2 separate regions of the Homo sapiens genome follow, and region 1 is linked to region 2. Evidence: chromatin loops called from intact Hi-C (ENCODE). Cell type or tissue: OCI-LY7. All regions are shown on one strand.

Region 1 (2,500 bases), 110 kb before region 2:
TTGGTTGAGGACATATTATTTATCATACTAAAAAATCATCCTTTGCCTAGTACTATAAAAAACAATTTTCAAAGAAATCAGGAATAAGAAAATATGCTTTTTGCCTTTTCATTTTTGGAGTAGTATTATTTAGTGTTTCTTTTGGGAAGCATGATATAAGTAATCACATATTGATAGTTTTCTTAAATCTTCATTGTATTTCTGAGATAAGTCATGCTTGATCATCATGCATGATGCATTTAATAGGCTACTGAATTATATTTGGTAATATTTTATGTAGGAGTTTTACATCTCTATTCTCAATGAGATGGGTCTAGAATGTCCTTTGATGTATTATATTTTTCAAGCTTGAGCATCAGGATTATTCTACCTTTTCAAAAGGAATTGATGGCAAATTGTTTTTTATAATGCTCTGAAGAAGTTTCTATAATATGGTATTTATCTACTTATTGAAAGTTAAAAGACACAGCAGTAAAGCAGTAAAACTGCCTTAGACAAAGGCAATGTTGGAAAGAATTATTATCTTTTCATATTTTCTACTTCTCTTTTCTTCAATTTGGTTCATTTACATTTTCTCAGAACACTTCATGTCACTGAAATATTTAGTTTTATCCATATATACACTACTTTTACATAATTTATAAAGGTCCACTGTAGCAGGTGTGAGAGACACTGCTAAGTAGACCACAAAAATATGTTTTTCCTTTCTTCTACCAGCCAGGCACATGGCATCCCAGCTATATTACATTTCTCAGTCCCCTGTGTTCTCACCAAAAATCAGGTTCTTACTGATGGAATATGAGCAGAAGAGACACATGTCACTTCCAGAACATTGGTCTTAAGATCTTGTTTGTAATGCTCCCTCCTTTCTTTCTCCTCCTATTGTCTGGAACACAAATGTTTCAGAGATTTAATTTCTGCCATGCAGACCAAAAAAAAAGGATGCCTTATACAATGGCAGAGCACCTGCTAGTTTCAATCTCTGGATGACTTCGTGGAGCAGAGTCTGCCCGCCTGCCCTGGACTGTCTTTCTGAATTGTAGGCCCCCAGAGATGATGATTTATTTTCTCCCTCTTAAACTGAATTAGCATTCTCATCATCTTTGCCAGGAATTGGTCTATTAATTTACTTTTTTTCTGTTTCATTAACATGTTTACTTCTTTTTAACAAATTATTTGCATTCTCCAGCCTTTTAAAGGTTTTATTTATTTTCAAACATCTTAATTAAATTAGTAGCTATTTTCCCCCCTCTTTTTTTTTTTTTGAGATGGAGTCTCACTCTGTTGCCCAGGCTGGAGTGCAGTGGTGCTGTCTTGGCTCACTGTAACCTCTGCCTCCTAGGTTCAAGTAATTCTCCTGTCTCGGCCTCCCAATTAGCTGGGACTACAGGCACTTGCCACCACGCCCAGCTATTTTTTGTATTTTTAGTAGAGACAGGGTTTCACCATGTTGGCCAGGCTGGTCTCAAACTCCTGACCTCAAGTGATCCACCCACCTTAGCCTCCCAAAGTGCTGGGATTATAGGCGTGAGCCACCACGCCTGGTCTATTTTCCCCTTTTTAAAATGCAAAGAATATAAAACTACAAATTTGGCTCTGAATCTACCCTTGGTTGCATCTGCAAAGTTTGACATTGGTGTTCACAATTTTTTTCTTAAGCCATCTAATGATTATAATTTATTTGCCAGTTATTGAATGCAACTGGCAATGAATATTACAGTAATTCAATGATTTACGAAAAAAATGAGAATACCAATATCAAGTTTGCAGATGTAATAAAAGATATGCTTTAATTCACAAATAGTTGGAGGTTTTATTTTTTAATTTGTTTTTTCTAGTTTTCCAATTGTGGCCAGGTAAGATGTATTATACAATTTTTGTATTTAGAAATTTATTAAACAATTTTTTTTGTGGTCTAATCAATGATTGTTATAATTTCCCATGGATACTTAGTAAATATCCTTATTCTCTGTCTACATTTTAATCTATTGGTTTAATATCTTCATATTGTCTCTAATTTTTGTCCCTTGCTCTTTCAAATATATATACAATGCCCACACTGTTGTCAGTCCATTTCTCCTTGTGCCTCTACCAATGTTTGCCTTACATATTTTAATTCTATGTTCATTAGCACAATGTTTATCTTTACTGTGGATTCTATCCTTTATTAAGTCACTTTCTTTTTCATGTTTAGTAATCACTGCCTTGAATCTATTTTGTCCAAAATTAATATTGCAAGCTCAGCTTTCCTTTTGTGTTTGCATAATAAATCATCTCCCATCCATTTATTTTTAAACTTTATGGCTATATTTTATTTAACTGTTTTACTTGTTAGTAGAAAAGTTTCTAAAATGCATCTAATGAGATGTCCTTTAAAATCAGAAAAAAAACTTTCTTTATCCTATGCTTTAAAGGTATTAAAGTTAAGACAAACAATATTGTTTGCCTTTACCTATGAAAAATGAAGAAGCTAGCTTATTTTTCCTATTCTATATCTCCC
Region 2 (2,500 bases):
CCGTGTGTGTGTCTGGTAAGAACATTTAAGATCTACTCTCTTAGCAAATATCAAGTCTATAATACATTATTATTAAACCAGTACATACTTCTGCTTTAATACTTTTAAATTGTTTATCTTTCCTGCTATTTATTCCCTTGAGGACAACAAGTTTTGCACTCTGTAAATATTTGGTGAAAAGGCTTAAACAACAGAACAATTCTAATTTAAAATATTCTATTAAAAAATGGAAATGAGAAGAAGTCATAAAATTAACAACTGGTCCATCCAGCAGGGACTCTTAGGTTGAGCAAATGAGCAAGCAGTAAGTTCCTGAAGAATGCATGTTATCCTAATCATGTAGACCTCAACAGCAGCAACAGCTTTCCTGGTCAACATAAAAAGGCAACAATTATTAGAGTCCTGAATCCCTAACCTAGGGCACAGATTATGAAGTCCAGGTTGAAAGAGTTAAGGATAAGAAGGTCAGGCATCTGCTGGATTTAAAGCCCATGGTAATGGCTAGCGAAACACAATAATCAGGGAAGCTTAAGATCTGGGCATTTTTCTGAAAGATGAGATCCATAGCTCTCATCAGTTCTCAGAGGACCCCATGACTTCAAAACTATTAAGAATCATTGATTTATATAGATGAAGGAGGCATCTCAAAGAGTATGTCAGTAGCTTTAGGGGAAAAAATATAAAACATTAAAAAACTGTACCTATATATTTAGCATGTACTAGATTTAAACTGAACAAATATAATCTAAAAATATTTATGTGCCCATTACTTACTTATTTGGTATCTACAGCTGAGTAAAAATTAAGTTATTTAAAATACCAACGCCATGGAAGAAGGGATCCCCTGAATCTAAGAGCCACAGAAAAAGGAAAAAAATGGCACATTTAAAAGCTGCACCGTCTGACAGCTAAGGTTAAAAAAAAAAAAAAAGCTACAGAAGCAAAAAGCCAAAGTATTGAGTAAGTTATTACCAAACATCTACAGTGTAGGAATAAGTTAAATTCATGAGAAAGCATGTAAAAGAGAAAGAGGTGTAAGAAACAAAATTAATGCTACAATAGAACACTCTTAAAATCGTCACTTTGTTAACCCACTGATCCAAGTCAGACTCCTAAAATGGTCTCTTATGCCATTTGTAGACTTCACTGGAAACACACAAAATGAAAAGGTGTCAACAGGTGAGGACACTCAATTACATTTGGAAAAAAAATTAAGTATTGACAGGCTAGATCTGGATATCATAAATACTATATAAAAAGAAAATTTGAATTTTATACTATTTACAAAATGCCAGTCTTAAACCCCAGGAAAACAGCATAATGATGGTGCTTAACTGTAGTGAACCGTTGGAACAACTCTGAACCAAAAGACCGCACCTGTTCCTGCCCTACATATGTGAGACAAACAGGGGAAACCCACAACCACAACTGACCAAGTGCGGTTCCACTCACCATAGGACTTCTAGTATGGCATGCTTTCAGGAGAAAGATTAAAAACATGATGGCATTAAATAACGTTCCAAGGAAACCACGTGCATGGCACTCAAAGAGAGCTTTTGTTTTTTCCTCTTAAAGATGCTAAGAGACGAGTGTAAACCGTACTGAGTAAGAAATTCTTTTAATAGAAGAAATGGAAAAAAAAAAAAAACACCCCACCTAGCTTGTCCATGTAAATACATGGACTACCAATTGCTGCTGCAGAAAAGTCACATTCCTGGGCATACTGGCATCACAATGCATTCATAAGCTACAATATTAACTAGGATTTAAACACTGCCTGGCAATATTTTGTGTGTGCGCCTACTCAGTTCTTTCTCTGGGTCTACTTAGAATTATTTCAAACTTTTCTTTAAAGACTATCCTTCACTCTCTTAAAAATTCATCATCATCATCACCACCACCACCACCCTCAGTACCCTCACATCCTATTTTGCAGAGGAAAAAGAAAAGCTATCAGAATAAGAACTAATTTTTTGAACCCTAGATCAATTTGACTCATCATCATTTTACAGATGGTAAAACTGAGACTGAAAACAACAAAACCTTGCTGAAATGATAAGTAGTGGAGCTGAGACACTGAATCCACATGTTTTCCTTTCTCCTTGCCTCACCCTGCAACTCCACACACACCATGATCATACTGTAGAAAATTGGGAAGATAGAGGGGAAACCTCTACTTATAAGTAATGGAAATATTTGCAGAAAGAAAATCTCATCTGTAATCCAACCATATTAAAACAAATTATTTTTTTTCTCTTAATACCCATTTATGCTACACTGTACATGCAACACTATGTCCTGCTTTGTTAAAATGTCTTACGCATTTCTTTTGTCATTATATAGTGTTCATCATTATTAAATGTGTAATAACAGCCCAAGAACAAATGTACTATAATTTTTACAACGCTTCCTTTTATTTGCACATTCCCTAAACTTTTCTTTCGTTTCTATTCTGTCTTCTATTCCAACCTCTCTTCCAGTCAAATGCAAAATACTCCAT

Evidence for each region. Hi-C counts contacts between places; a loop is a spot of excess contacts. Peaks named below come from ENCODE experiments on the same cell type or tissue, not always from the same donor. Only the 100,000 strongest peaks of a DNase experiment are listed, where the experiment ranks them.
Region 1: a loop joins it to region 2, with 5 times the contacts of the local background. A loop is called at or near these places in 3 of 110 quality-filtered maps.

The regions. Positions count from the first base shown.
Region 1 is chr5:81,518,738-81,521,237 of GRCh38, forward strand. All of the region lies in intron 4 of SSBP2 (single stranded DNA binding protein 2), which reads right to left. Among named protein-coding and RNA genes, the nearest start is that of ACOT12, 130 kb to the left of the region's middle. In OCI-LY7, no CTCF peak of the experiment used is centred here; a DNase peak (open chromatin) is centred at 974; H3K4me3 peaks cover 1,289 bases; H3K27ac peaks cover 1,841 bases.
Region 2 is chr5:81,629,844-81,632,343 of GRCh38, forward strand. All of the region lies in intron 3 of SSBP2 (single stranded DNA binding protein 2), which reads right to left. Among named protein-coding and RNA genes, the nearest start is that of SSBP2, 120 kb to the right of the region's middle. In OCI-LY7, no CTCF peak of the experiment used is centred here; a DNase peak (open chromatin) is centred at 1,438; H3K4me3 peaks cover 876 bases; H3K27ac peaks cover 2,349 bases.